2 separate regions of the Homo sapiens genome follow, and region 2 is linked to region 1. Evidence: chromatin loops called from intact Hi-C (ENCODE). Cell type or tissue: lower leg skin. All regions are shown on one strand.

Region 1 (8,000 bases):
TGGCTTAAACAACAAACATTTATTCTCACAGGTCTGGAACCTGAAAGTCAGAGATCAGGATGTCAGCATGGCTGGAGTTCTTGGTGAGGGCCTTCTTCCTGGCTAACAGAATGTTGATTTCTTGTTGCCTCCTCACATGGCACAGAGAGAAAGAGACAGAGACACAGAGAGAGAGAGGAGACGCTCTCTTATTCTCTTCTTATAAGAGCATTAAACCCATTCATGAAGGCGCAATTCTCACGACCTAATTATTTCCTGAAGGCCCCACCTCCTAATACTATGAAAATGGAGGTTAGAATGTCAACATGCGAATTTTGCGGGGCACACAGACATTCTGTCCATAGCAGATATGCATATATTTTGTATATACATGTATAGGAGTCTTCCTCCTTTTTTTCTTCTTTTAATTCTTTAGAGTTTTCTATTGCAGGCCAAGGGGAAAATGCTCCGTTAATGTATTTTACATCTTTGACTTTGTTGGTTGGAGGTACCCCAGGATGGAAACACAGCTTAAGTAATGTCACCTGCTCCAAATGCAATCCATACAAATTGCACCCCGTGTTCAGAAACCAGGCCTTTTGAACCAGCAGGCCACCATCAGAAAAAGAAAAATACGAACCTTAAGCCAAAATGAACTGAAAGATTGCAACACCTTAAAGGAGGCCTATTAAGGATAAAACTAGGCCAAGCACCTGTAATCCTAGCACTTTGGGAGGCCAAGGAAAGTGGATCACCTGAGGTCGGGAGTTTGAGACCAGCCTGACCAACATGGAGAAACCCTGTCTCTACTAAAAATATAAAATTAGCCGGGCATGGTGGTGCATGCCTGTATTCCCAGCTACTCGGGAGGCTGAGGCAGGAGAATTGCTTGAACCCGGGAGGCGGAGGTTGCAGTGAGCCGAGATCCCACCATTGCATTCCAGCCTGGGCAACAAGAGCAAAACTGCATCTCGAAAAAAAAAAAAAAGAAAAAAAAAGAGTCTTTCTGTCTCCTCAGTGCCCCCTTAGCCCCTTGGTGGCAAGGGCAGTGTCTCATTCTGCTTGGTGCTGCTTCCTGCCAGCTCCATCGCCTGCACACAGCTGCTGCGCGGTAAACACAGGGTATACTCAGCGGGGCGGCCTCGAAGGCTTCATCACACCAGGGACTCTCCCCCGCATGTCTAAAGGATGGATGGGGCATCCGTGCTTTCCTCCTGAGCCCCCTGCAGCCACTCACCATTTGTCAACTTTATTCTACTTACCCCTTTAGCCTAACATAGAGGACCAAACTCAAGCAACTTACCACGTGGCTTCCCCCACGTGGCTCAGCACATCCACAGACAGCTAGAAGGGAAACCAGGACTGGCTCAGCCCTGTGGCTGAGCCCTTTCCTCCAAGGCTCCTGTCTCCAGGCCAGTTTCCGTATATAGGCTTCTTTCTGCTTCCCGGTTTTTCTGTGGCCTTAATGGGGGGAACTCATCCTAGCGACCATTCAGTAAAAGTCCAGGGCAAGACAAGTGCAGTGGCTCACGCCTGTAATCCCAGCACTTTGGGAGGCCAAGGCAGGTGTATCACCGGAGCTCAGGAGTTCAAGACCAGCCTGGGCAATATAGTAAGACCTCATCTCTATGTTTAAAAAAGTCCAGGGCAAGGCCGGGCATGGTGGATCACACCTGTAATCCCAGCACTTTGGGAGGCTGAGGCAGGTGGATCACGAGATCAGGAGTTTGAGACCAGCCTGGGCAATATGGTGAAACCCCATCTCTACTAAAAATGCAAAAATTAGCTGGGAGTGATGACACATGCCTGTAGTCCCAGCTACTCGGGAGGCTGAGGCAGAAGAGTCGCTTGAACCCAGGAGGCGGAGGTTGCAGTGACAAAGCAAGTCTCCATCTCAAAAAAAAAAAGTCCATAGCAAAATGTCTACAGTTGAGTCCAAGACTTGGGGAATCTAAGAGATTAAACCTATTTAAGGGTAACAGTAGTGATGAGTGGGGACTTCCATCTAAAACTCCTACACAGTCTATTAAGCAAATACCTACTGTGTTTTAACACACAGGCTACATTGCTTTAACAAGAAGATAGAAAAATAAAGGCCTAAATAATAAAGGAGCTCTTTTTTCTTTCGCGTACAGTCCAGATGTGGTGGCCCAGGCTCGTGGGACAGCTCTGCCATCCTTCCCTGGGGGAAGGCTCTGGTTGTTGACGTTTCCTGCAAAAGAGCAGGAGAAGGGGCAATGGGGGGAAGCCCTCACCGTCATTTGCAAGGACGTTGTCCACGTCACTTCCAATCACATCTCAGTGCAGGAACTCAGTCACAGAGCCACCGTGCACTGTGGGCGAGACTCAGGCTGCATGGCCATGGCCCTGCTAAAATCCATGGCCCTAGCCCCGGTCATTCTTTGCCCTCCCCTTCACACCAAGATACCCTTGTCCCCAGTATAACACATGATATAGTACAGATGCCCCTGACGTTCAACTTAAGATTTTCAACTTTGTGGTGGCGTGAAAGCAACACTCATTCAGTAGGAACCATATGTACTTGGAATTCTCATACAGCCCTTCTGTGTTCACTTTCAGCACAGTATTCAATAAATTGTATGAGATATTCAACACTTCATCACAAAATAGGCTTTGCGTTAGATGATTTCCCCAACTGTAGGCTAATGTAAGTGTTCTGTGGATGTTAAGGTAGGCGAGGCTAAGCTATGATGTTCAGTAGGTTAGGTGTCTGTTTTTTTTTTTTCTGAGACGGAGTCTTGCTCTGTCACCCAGGCTGGAGTGCAGTGGCGTGCTCTCAGCTCACTGCAACCTCTGCCTCCCGGGTTCAAGTGATTCACCCACCTCAACCTCCTGAGTAGCTGGGACCACAGGTGTGTGCCACCACACCCAGCTAATTTTTGTATTTTTAGTAGAGATGGGGTTTCACCATGTTGCCAGGCTGGTCTCAAACTCCTGACCTCAAATTATCTGCCCGCCTCGGCCTCCCAAAGTGCTGGGATTATAGTTGTGAGCCACTGTGCCCGTCTAGGTGTCCTTTTTTTTTTTAAGAGACGGATCTTGCTGTGTTGCCCAGGCTGGAGTGTGGTGGCTATTCACAAGTGTGATCACAGCACACAGCGAACTCCTGGCCTCAAGTGGTCCTCCTGACTTAGCCTCCTGAGTAGCTGGGATGATAGGCTCATGCCACCACACCTTGTTTAGGTTAAGTGTATTAAATGCATTTTTTTTTTTTTGAGACGGAGTTTCACTCTTGTCACCCAGGCTGGAGTGTAATGGCACGATCTCAGCTCACTGCAAACTCCACCTCCTGGGTTCAAGCAATTCTCCTGCCTCAGCCTCCCAAGTAGCTGGGATTACAGGTGTGCGCCACCATGCCCAGCTAATTTTTGTATTATTATTAGAGATGGGGTTTCACCATGTTGGCCAGGCTAGTCTCAAACTCCTGACCTCAGGTGATCCGCCCGCCTCGGCCTCCCAAACTGCTGGGATTACAGGCGTGAACCACCGCGCCTGGCCTTGCAACTGGGATTCATTTGAGAATGCGTGGGGCCCCAGGACAACAGGTGTAAATGGGGCTTGTTCTATGCAAACCAGGTCCTGGTCAGGCTCTCTGGTCACCCTTGCCATAGCCTGGCTCAGGGCTCCCTCCCTCCTGCCTGGTGGACAAGTTTCCTGCCTGGCCTCCCAGGTCCCAGGTTTGCCTTCTCCCTTCCAGTCTCCACACTACAGCCCAGGCATCTGCTTAATCCATCAAGCTAATCATGGCATTCCTGGCTCCAAACCACTCGGTGCTTCTTGGTCATCTTAAACTTTCAATTACATCATTGTCATCACGTCTTAAATCATTAATTACTTTTGCTGTTTGTATTAGTCTGTTCCTGCCACTGTAACAAAATACCTGAGACTAGGTAATTTATAAACAACAGGCTGGACACGGTGGCTCACACCTGTAATCCCAGCACTTTGGGAGGCCGAGGCGGGTGGATCACCTGAGGTCAGGAGTTCAATATCAGCCTGGCCAACATGGCAAAACCTCGTCTCTACTAAAAATACAAAAATTAGCCAGGCATGGTGGCGGGCACCTGTAATCCCAGCTACTCAGGAGGTTGAGGCTGGTGAATCGCTGGAACCGGGGAGGCAGAGGCTGCAGTGAGCTGAGATCGTGCCACTGCACCCCAGCCTGGGTGACAGTGCAAAACTCCATCAAAAAAACAAAACAAAACATAAAAAACACCAGAACTTTATTTCTCACAGTTCTACTTTTTTTTTTTTAACCAATACACTTGATGTCTCAAACTCGATTTCTCACAGTTCTGTGGAGGCTGGGAGGTTAGATCAGGGTGCTGGCAGGTGTGTGGTCTCCGAGGGCGACTCTGCTCCCAGATGCCACCTTGTGGCTGCATCTTCTGGAGCAGGCGGACTCTGCGTCCTCACATGGCAGAAGGCAGAAGAGACAAGACTTGAATGCCATGTGAAACCTTTTTAATAGGGCTCTTAATCCCACTCATTAGGGAGGAGCCCTCATGGTCTAATCACCTTTTAAAAGGCCACCTCTTAATATTATCACATTGGCCATTAAATGTCAACACCTGAAGTTTGAAGGGAACACATTCAAACAGTAGCATTGTTTTAGTTTAAATTATGTGAAGTTCTTCGTGCTGTATCAGTAACCTGTGGCTTTTGGCTAGGTGTGGTGGCTCACACCTGTAATCCCAGCACTTTGGGAAGCTGAGGCAAGAGGATCACCCAAAAGTTCGAGACTAGCCTGGGTAACATAGTGAGACCCCCATCTCTACAAATACTAATAATATTAAATGTTGGCTGGGTGCAGTGGCTCACGCCTGTAATCCCAACACTTTGGGAGGCCGAGGTGAATCACCTGAGGTCAGGAGTTCGAGATCAGCCTGGCCAACATGGTGAAACTCCATCTCTACTAAAAATACAAAAATTAGCCGGGCATAGTAGTGCATGCCTGTAATCCCAGCTACTCCGGAGGCTGAGGCAGGAGAATCACTTGAATCTAGGAGGCAGAGGTTACAGTGAGCCAAGATCACACCCCTGCACTCCAGCCTGGGCAACAGAGAAAGACTCTGTCTCAAAAAAAAAAAAAAAAAAAAAAAGGCCAGGCGCCATGGCTCACGCCTGTAATCCCAGCACTTTGGGAGGCCAAGGCGGGGGGATCACGAGGTCAGGAGATCAAGACCATCCTGGCTAACACGGTGAAACACCGTCTCTACTAAAAGTAGAAAAAAAATTAGCCGGGCGTGGTGGCGGGTGCCTGTAATCCCAGCTACTCAGGAGGCTGAGGCCAGAGAATGGCGTGAACCTGGGAGGCGGAGCTTGCAGTGAGCCGAGATCACGCCACTGCACTCCAGCCTGGGCGACAGAGCCAGACTCGGTCTCAAAAAAAAAAAAAAAAAACAAAACAAAACTTAGCCGGGTGTGGTGGTATGCACCTGTAGTCCCAGCTACTTGGGAGGCTCAGATAGGAGGATATCGCTTCAGCCCAGGAATTCCAGGCTGCAGTCAGCTATGATCATGCCACTGCACTCCAGCCTGGGCAAGGGAGAGAGACCTTGTCTCTAAAAAACAAACAAAAAGACCAGAGTGGCTGCACCATTTTGCATTCCACCAGCAGTGAATGAGAGTTCCTGTTGCTGCACATCCTCTCCAGGTCATAAGTCTGTGCTCTGGATTTGGGCCATCCTAATTGGTGATGTTGATAGAATTAAACTTTGACGATGTCTCTGAAAAGCAACCTGACTCAGACTAGATAAAGGCTGGTAGAAACCTCAGAAAAGGCTGAAGGGATCCCACAGCTCAGGGAGCCCAGAGCTCCTCAGGGCACAAGGGTAGTACAGAGGCCGTGGTAGGTTGAGGCTCCCGAGCATGTGACCCGAGCAGCCTCGTGCTGTCCTGCACACCCTGCATGCCATGGGGAGAGCGCCTGAAGGAGCCTGGGCCCCGTGAAAGGCATGTGGAGGTGGCTGAGAGAGGGGCCTTACGATAGGGACAAGAAGGACTCAGAAAACAGACACTTGGCCAGAGCCCATGGTGGAGCTGGGCTTCCTCTGCTAGGGGCTAGGAACAGAACAGTGAGCAAGACTTAACTCAGGGCTGATGCCTTCTGGTCACAGGGCTGGCTGACCTCCTCAGAAGACATCAAACAAGTAGACAATTGTCATCGGGTGAAAAGCGCTATGCTAGGGAAGTTCAAAGTGTGGGGTTGGGGGAGGGGAACACCAGGGCAGCTTCATGGAATAAATGATTCTACATCGAGACTTAAAGGATAAATAGAGATTGCTGGGGGAAGGTGTGCAGGGCTGGCCTTCAGACAGAGTTGAATATATGTGCAAAGGACAGAGGATGGAATGCTTAGGGGGCTGGCTACAGAGGAGAGTTGGGGTTGGCGAGTGAGCAGGAGCCAGTTATAAAGAACATAGGAAGTCCCAGTAAGAAAGTTGTATGTTATCCCGAGGGCACCGGGAAGCACTTGAGGGATTTATCTATCATCTATTTTTTAAAGTTTCCTGGTTTATTACTTAAACCTACAATGAAACTGCCAATGAAAATTGTAAGATATAAACTAACTGTAAAAACGTGGGCCAGGCGCAGTGGCTCACGCCTGTAATCCCAGCACTTTGGGAGGCCAAGACGGGCAGATCACCTGAGGTCAGGAGTTCAAGACCAGCCTGACCAACATGGTGAAACCCCCATCTCTACTAAAAATACAAAATTAGCTGGGCGTGGTGGCACATGCCTGTAATCCCAGCTACTGGGGAGGCTAAGGCAGGAGAATCAGTTGAACCCAGGAGGCAGAGGTTGCAGTGAGCTGAGATCGCGCCACTGCACTCCAGCCTGGCCAACAAGAGTGAAACTCCATCTCAAAATAAATAAATACATAAAAATTTGCTATATCAAACACCATCAGTTTTTTTGTTTGTTTTGTTTTCTCCTTTTTTTTTTTGCAGAGATAGAGTGTCTCACTATGTTGCCGGGGCTGGTCTTGCACTCCTTGCTGAGCTCAAGCAATCCTCCCATCTCGGCCTACCAAATTGCAGTGAGCCACATGCCCAGCCAACAGCCACTTTGGAAGACAGTTGATGGTTTCTTAGAAAACTAAACATACTGTTACTATACAATCCAGCATTTGTGCTTCTTTGTATTTACCAAAATAAATTGAAAACTTATGTCCACACAAAAACCTGCACATGGAATACAGCAGCTTTATTCACAACTGCCAAAACTTGGAAGCAACCAAGATGTCCTTCTGTAGGTGAATGGATAAACTGTGGTTCATCCAGACAATGGGATGTTATTCAGTGTTAGAATGAACTGAGCTATTAAACCATAAAAAACATGGAGGAACCTCAAATGTATATTGTTAAGTGAAAGCAGCCAATCTGCAAAGGCAACATACTGTATGATTCCAACTCTGACAACCTGGAAAAGCCAAAACTATGAATCACACAGAAAAGGTCTGTAAAAAATACACAAGAAAGAGGAATCTGAGTCCCATCAACAAGGATGGAGAAAGGAGGCGAAGCTTTACCTTCTTCCCCTCTGTATTATTTGAGTTGCTTTTTACAATGGGCATGTAATATCTTTTTCCTGTTTTAATTAAAATTAAATTAAAATTACATTTGTAAGCTGATTTATTGCTTACAACATATTGTGGACATATGCATTTGTAATGGGAGCAGGGTATTTCATCCCAAGGATGTACCAAAAATATTAACTTAGACTCCATTTGATTTGTCTCTAATTTTAAAAATTTCAAATAAGGTGGGAGAAGTATTCTTTTTTTTTTTTTTGAGACAGAGTCTCGCTCTTTCGTCCAGGCTGGAATGAAGTGGTGTGATCTTGGCTCACTGCAACCTTTGTCCCCCTGGGTTCAAGTGATCCTCCTGCCTCAGCCTCCCAAGTAGCTGGGATTACAGGCATGCACCACCGTGCCTGGCTAATTTTTGTATTTTTAGTAGAGACAGGGTTTCACCATGTTGGCCAGGCTGGTCTCG
Region 2 (8,000 bases), 370 kb before region 1:
GAATGATTTTAGTTGTGATGTCATAGCCTTTTTGTAAGGATTGAGATGATGTATGAAATGCACTGGAGTAAACCTTTAGCAGCTTTTAAATATTAATGCTGTTAACTTCTTATTTCAGATCCTCCTTCACAACAGACTTATTTTCTGAAACATAAATCTGATCATGTCACTACGCTTCTGATAATCTTACGACACTAAAATCGCTTAAAAAATAAAATTCAACTCTACATGATCTTGCCCCATCTATCTTTCTCATATCCTAACACTTGCCACCACACACTTTACACTACAACAATACTGAATTACTTCTCATCACCCCGCTTGGCCATGTTCTCACTCTCCAAGTGTTTGCACTTACTAGTGCTTCTGTTGAAGATGCTCCCACCTGCCTAACTTCCAGTGCCATTTCATCTGCAAAGTTTTCCATTTTTCTCCCTGCTTTTCCCTCAAATTCATTTAGGGATACATGCTGTTAGTTCCCTCACACGTTTCTGTCCACATATCTTTCAAGCCTCATTAAAGTATACTGGAATTCTTTTATGTATTTGCCTCTTCCCCTTGGCTATGAGCTCATTGATAGCAACAACATGACTCCTTTAACGCTATCTCCCAGCATCCATCAAAGAGCTAGCACATACTCGCTCAAAAAAATGTTTGACCTATGAATTAGTTAACAAAAAGGAAAGTGGAACAAGAAATAACCCTGGGCCAGGCACGGTGGCTCATGCCCACCGCTAATCCCAGCACTTTGGGAGGCTGAGGCAGGCGGATCACCTGAGGTCAGGAGTTCAAGACCAGCCTGGCCAATATGGCAAAACCCCAACTCTACTAAAAATACAAAAATTTAGCGAGGCATCCTGGCACGCACCTGTAGTCCAAGTTACTCGGAAGGCTGAGACAGGAGAATCACTTGAACCTGGGAGGCAGAGGTTACAGTGGGCCGAGATTGTGCCACTACATTCCAGCCTGAGTGACAGAGGGAGATTCTGTCTCAAAAAAAAAAAAAAAAAAAAAAATCCCCATATGTGCTTTAGCTGTTCTCACATACCAGCTTTTCTGTTACAGGACTGGACAGGAGAGAGTAGATGGCTTAAGGGAGCTTTAAGACAGCTCTGGTTTGGCCTCTGCTTTGGACACAGATAGCAAATATCAAGAGAGACTGGCCAGGGGTTCTGATACGGTTAGAAAGCAGAACAGGTTCTGGGAATGGAAACAAATTGAAATGTCCTCCCAAAGTTTGGAAACAAGGTTACCCTCCAGGTGTTAAATCATAAAAATCAAAGCATAATGTAGAGGCCAGGCATGGTGGCTCATGCCTGTAATCCGAGCACTTTGGGAGGCCGAGGCGGGAGGATCACTTGAAGTCAGGAATTCAAGACCAGCCTGGCTAACATGGTGAAACCCCGCCTCTACTAAAAACATGAGATTAGCCAGGTGTGATGGCAGGCACCTGTAATTCCAGTGACTCAGGAGGCCAAGGCAGGAGAATCGCTTGAAATCAGGAGGCAGAGGTTGCAGTGAGCCAAGATTGCACTCCAGCCTGAGCAACAAAGTGAAACTCTGTCTCAAAAAAAAGGCATAATGTAGGGAATGATGTCAGGGAAGATAGCAGAGCAGGAGGCTCCAGGAATCTGTCCCTTCACCTAAACAACTATTGAACTGGCAGGAATTGTCTTATTTTGGAACATTTCTGACATTTGAGGGAGAGTTTGATGAAGTTGCTAGTAAATTTTGGTGAACTTCAGCCTTTTGTGATGTAGCAGCAACAGCAAAAAGCCTGCCACCCAGCATCAGGAAACTGTCAGGGAAGCAGCCCACATTCCTGGGGCAGCTTCCTGGAACCAGTGTGAGCACAAAAGACCTTATCCTCCAGGAGTGGGGGTCATGTGTTCTGCTAGCTGCTTGCTGATTTTGATAAAGTGATGAGGGGCCAGGCTGGAGGCCAACCATTTTTTAATGCCCACTTCACAAGCTGAAGCAGCTTCCCAGCCACAAGAGATTTAAAGAGACAGGATATCTTCCCTCCTTCTTGAAAGTCAGACATTTAAGGACATTTTTGTCAGGTTACTGGCTAACTGTAGAGATAACAGAAAAGAAACCTCAGTAGCCACACACAACAAGGAAGATACATTGTTTGGAAAAGGCACAAATAGGAATGGGTCCAGCCCACAACAAGCAAAAACAAGCAATCCCTAAGGAGTAGAATTAGATTCCAGAGTTACTACAACATAATGCTCAGAATAACCAGTTCTCAACAAAAAATTATAAAACATGTAAAGCAACAGGAAAGTATGATCCATTCACAGGATATAAAGAATTTCACAGAAACCATACCTAAAGAAGACCAGACTTTGGAATTATTAGTCAAAGATGTTAAATCAATTGTTTTAAATATGTTCAATATGTTTTCTAAAGGAAACCATGAATAAACACTAATAGAAATCAAGAAAACAATGTCTGAACAAAATGAAAGTATAAATAGAAATTATAAAAAGGAGCCAAACAAAATCTGCAATAACTAAAATGAAAAATGCAATAGAGGGATTCAACAGCAAGTTTGAACAAGGAAAAGAGAGGACTGGCAAAATTGAAGATAAGACATTGAAAATTACCCAGTCTAGGGAAAAGAAAGAAAGAGTGAAGAAAAATGAAGACAGCCTGAGGAACCTATGGGACCTCATCAAGCATACCAAATACACATTATAGGAATCCCAGAAGGAGAAGACATAGAGAAAGGAGCAGCAAAAAATTTGAAGAAATAATAGCTGACAACTTCCCAAATCTGATTAAAAACATGAATATATACATCTAAGAAGCTCAATGAACTCCAAGCAGGAAAACTTTGAAGAGATACACACTGAGACATATAGTCAAATTATCAACTCCCATAGACAAAAAGATAATTTTGAAAGCATCAGGTAGAAGTGACTCATGCGGCCAGGTGCGGTGGCTCATGCCTGTAATCCCAGCACTTTGGGAGGCTGAGGTGGGCGGATCATGAGGTCAGGAGATTGAGACCATCCTGGCTAACACGGTGAAACCCCATCTCTACTGAAAATACAAAAAATTAGCTGGGCGTGGTGGCGGTCACCTGTAGTCCCAGCTACTCAGGAGGCTGAGGCAGGAGAATGGCCAGAACCTGGAGGCAGAGCTTGCAGTGAGCCAAGATCACACCACTGCAGTCCAGCCTGGGCGACAGAGCAAGACTCCGTGGAAAAAAAAAAAAAAAAAAAAAAGTGACTCATGCATGTACAAGAGACCTTCATTAAGAATGACAGTTTATCTTCCACTAGAAACCATGGAGGCCAAAAGGCACTGGATGACATATTTAAAGTCTTGAAAGAAAAAGACTGTCAACCGAGAACTCTATATACAGCAAAACTATCATTCAAGAATGAAGGAGAAATTAAGATATATCCAGATTTAAAAGACTGAGTCTTATTACCAGTACTGCCCTACAAGAAATGCTAAACGGAGTGCTTCAGACTGAAATGAAAAGACAATAGACAGTAATTCAAAGACAGAAGAAAAAAAAATACTACTAAAGGTAACTTCATAAGTATATATAAAAGCCACTGGGCCACAAATATGTGGAAATTAACAACCCACTCAAACAACCAATGCCTCAAAGAAAAGGGAAATGAGAACATACGTTGAGACAAATAAAAATGAAAACACAACAGCAAAACTATGAGATGCAGTGAAAGCAGTGCTAAAGAGGGAAATTTTTTTTTTTGGGGGGGATGAAGTCTTGCTCTTGTCCCCCAGGCTGGAGTGTAATGGCACGATATCGGCTCACTGCAACCTCTGCCTCCCGGGTTCAAGCAATTCTCCTGCCTCAGCCTCCTAAGTAGCTGGGATTACAGGCGCCTGCCACCATCCTGGCTAATTTTTGTATTATTAGTAGAGATAGGGTTTCACCATGTTGGCCAGGCTGGTCTCAAACTCCTGACCTCAGGTGATCCGCCCACCTTGGCCTCAAGTGCTGGGATTACAGGCATGAGCCATCGCGTCCAGCCTTAAGACAGAAATTAATAGCTATAAATGTTTACATTTAAAAAGAACAATAATCTCAAATCAACAACTTTACACCTTAAGGAACCAGAAAAAGAACAAATGAAATTCAAAGATGGAAGGAAATAAAGAAAACCTAAACTGTGATTTAATGTATTGACAGAGGCTCCTTACGGACAAGTTTGAGAGTTAAAAACTCCAGGCTGGGTGTGGTGGCTCACGCCTGTAATCCCAGAACTTTGGGAGGCCAAGGTGGATGGATCACCTGAGGTGGGGAGTTCGAGACCAGCCTGACCAACATGGAGAAACCCCGTCTCTACTAAAAGTACAAAATTAGCCGAGCATGGTGGCACATGCCTATAATTCCAGCTACATGGGAGGCTGAGGCAGGAGAATAGCTTGAACCTGGGAGGTGGAGGTTGCAGTTAGTTGGTTGAGATCATGCCATTGCACTCCAGCCTGCGCAACCAGAGCAACACTCTGTCTCAAAAAAAAAAAAAAAAAAAAAAAAAAACCTCCAGAGGGCCCTGACATGGTGGCTCATGCCTGTAATCCCAGCACTTTGGGAGGCCAAAGCGGGAGGATCACTTGAGGTCAAGAGTTCAAGACCAGCCTGACCAACATGGGGAAACACCCCGTCTCTACTAAAAATACAAAAATTAGCCAGGCGTGATGGGTTATGCCTGTAATCCCAGCTACTCAGGAGGCTGAGGCAGGAAAATCACTTGAACCCGGGAGGTGGAGGTTGCAGTGAGCTGAGATTGCACTACTGCACTCCAGCCTGGGTGACAGAGTGAGTCTCTGTCAAAAAAAAAAGAAAGAAAAGAAAGAAAAGAAAAGAAAGAGAAAGACAAAGAAAGAGAAAGAAAGAAGACAAAGAGAAAGAGACAGACAGAAAGAGAAAGAAAGAAGACAAAGAAAGAGAAAGAGAGAGACAGAGAGACAGAAAGAGAAAGAAAGAAAAGAGAAAATGCTCTTGTATAAAGTACCTGCATACCCTTGAAGTAGTATAGTGTTATTTCAAAGAGGACATGGACCCCCATCTCTACAAAAAATTAAAAATAAAATAAATTAGCCGGGCATAGCGATGCATACCTACAGCCCTAGTTACTCAAGAGGCTGAGGCAGGAGGATCGCTGGAGCCCAGGAGTTTGAGGCTGCAGTGAGCTGTGATTGCACTACTGCACTCTAGCCTGGGTGGCAGAGACCCTGTCCCCCCCCATCCCACCCCACCTCCCCCAAAAAAAAGAAGGAAAGAAAGAAGACATGGGTTAGTTATAAACATATACTGCAAACTCAAGGACAACCACCAAAAAAGTAAATAACTTCTTTAAGTTATGTTCAAAGGCTCCCATAACAATAAAATACAAACCTTCACCAAGGTCTCAAGGTTCTTCCTGCCCCTGCCCCTGACACTCCCAACCTCACCTTCTCTCCTTCCCACTCTTGCTCAACCACTATGGCCATCTTGTTTTCCCTGGAACCCCTCAAGCTCTCTCCTGCCTCAAAGTCATTGCCTTGCTGTTCACCTGGCCTATAATCTTCCAACTCTGGGTCTTTCATAGGACTCACCCCTCTGCATCAGTCAGGTCTCTACTCAGTTATCCTTGTGAAAAAGACCATCAGGGACATACTTCTGGTGTTTGAAGATGCCTGAGCCAGCCAAGTCTGCTCCCTCCCTGAAGAAGGGCTCCAAGAAGGCGGTGACCAAGGCGCAGAAGGTTGGCAAGAAGCGCAAGCGCAGCCGCAAGGAGAGCTACTCTGCTGAAGCAGGTCCACCCCGACACCCGCATCTCTTCCAAGGCCATTCGTTAATGACATCGTTGAGGGCATCGCGGGCGAGTCTTCCGGCCTGGCGCATTACAACAAGCGCTCGATCATCACCTCCAGGGAGATCCAGACGGCTGTGCGCCTGCTGCTGCCCGGGGAGCTGGCCAAGCACGCCGTGTCGGAGGGCACCAAGGCCGTCACCCAGTACACCAGCTCCAAGTAAACTTGCCAAGAGGAGACAACAGCCTTTAGACATATCTTTTCCAACAGTCGTCACTGCTGGACAGTGCTTCATCTTACAAATAAACCAATGAAAAATGAGTGATCCTAGAAGAAGATAAACGGAGGTATTTTAAACAATCAAGGAAGGACCAATATACACCTGGCTAAGAAAAACTAGCCCCTCTTTTTTCTGGGTATAAAACAATTAAAATGTTCTTCATAGAAATTTATGAAATGAGAAACATAAAGACAAAATTAAAATAACTCCTAGTATCTCCTATTCTTTTTATATGTATATCATATATATTCACATTCATATATACATATATCTCACATCATGTATCCCATATATATAAAATAAACTTAGGTGTCATGCTATATATATATTTAGATAACTAAATATGCTTAGAAATAATTTTTAATGGATGCATAATTTATGGATATATTGATAAGTAATTAGTTCTTCATTATGGACTATTTCAATTGATTCCCATTTCTATGCATTATAGATCATACAGCTCACACATCTTTGTACATAAATCTTTGTTCAAATATTATTTCCTAAGGATATTCATGAAGTGGAAATACTAAATCAAAAGTGAAAAACATTATCTAAGATCCTTAAATATGCATTGCCAAAAATTGCTATTCAGGAGCATGCCAATTTATAATCCCAACATAATGTGGAAATTTCTGTTTTATAACACTCATATTTACAATAAATTTTTAAAAGCATTGTTAACGTAATAGGCCCCCAAAAAGAAAAAATTTGAAATTACATTTCCTTATTTAAATTAATGACTCTATTAGTGAGGGTCATTTTCCCATGTTTTTTATTAGCCATGACCCTATAAGAAATAAACTGTGCTGCAAAATGATAAACATGATTTCAATCATTCCATGGGAAGGCACTATATAAAGAATAATACCTTAGGTTAAGTCCAAATAAATAATATTTATTAGGTGCCTCTTCTGCAGAGGATTCTGAAGGGATAATAAACTGCATTTAGCTGCAGGTAACTGAAACTACTTTTACCTACATTGTCTCTTATAAACATTGTAACTACTCTTCGAGAAAGTGTTTACTATGGACTGAATTGTCTCCCCATCCCCCCAAATTCGTATATTGAAGCCCTAAACCCCAATATGACTGTATTTCTAGACAGGACTTGTAAGAGGTAATTAAGGTTAAATGAGGTCATTAGAATGAGTTTCTAATTGGATAGGATTTTTGGCCTTATAAGTAGAGGAAGATTCTGCACTTGGTCCTCCAAATTAAATAATTCATTTAAAAAAAGTGGAAGAGAGAGATCTCTGCACACACACACTGAGGAAAGGCTGTGTGAGCTCACAGTGAGAAGGCAGCACTTACACACAAGAAAACTAAACCTAGGAGAGAGAAAGTTAAACTTATCCAAGGTCGCAAAAGCCAGAAACGAGTGAGGTGAGAAGTTGACCTTGTTCTCCTCAATCCAAGGCCAGGACTCCTCCACTCCACATGTAGATAGCCACCTCACAGTCAACAACCAAATGTCCCCAGAGTCAGCATTAGACCAAGATGTCTCACCAGGAGACAAATGTCTCATCTTGAATAAATATGTTCTAACATATTTATTGTTTACCCATGGAAAATACTGAACCTCAGGAGAAATAAAATGCAAAGTATGTACAAAATTATGTTTACTACCTGACACTGATATAAAGCCTAATGATATCCTTATAGTCTTGGAGGGGTTTGTATATGTGGTGAAACAGGTGCTCACACAGTGCTAATAGACTGTAAATTGGTCTTAGAGAGAAAAATAAATAAACTGGAAGGAGAAAAAAAAAAAAGACCATAACAAACCAATCCCCATTGTACCCCACCCTCTTTCTCTATGTTGTTTTTCTTACTAGAACTTGATCATCAACTTAAAATGTGTATATATACATATATTTGTATATCTGTTTATATCTGCTTATCCTATTAGAATGTAAGTTCCATAAAAGCAGGG

The links. Peaks named below come from ENCODE experiments on the same cell type or tissue, not always from the same donor. Only the 100,000 strongest peaks of a DNase experiment are listed, where the experiment ranks them.
Region 2: a loop joins it to region 1, with 4 times the contacts of the local background. A loop is called at or near these places in 73 of 110 quality-filtered maps.

Annotation. Positions count from the first base shown.
Region 1 is chr13:21,107,326-21,115,325 of GRCh38, reverse strand. No RefSeq gene overlaps it. Among named protein-coding and RNA genes, the nearest start is that of SAP18, 29 kb to the left of the region's middle. RefSeq lists enhancers at 939-1,826, 4,284-4,493. In lower leg skin, no CTCF peak of the experiment used is centred here; a DNase peak (open chromatin) is centred at 4,385.
Region 2 is chr13:21,481,838-21,489,837 of GRCh38, reverse strand. It overlaps the pseudogene H2BP6. Among named protein-coding and RNA genes, the nearest start is that of ZDHHC20, 27 kb to the right of the region's middle. In lower leg skin, no CTCF peak of the experiment used is centred here; no DNase peak of the experiment used is centred here.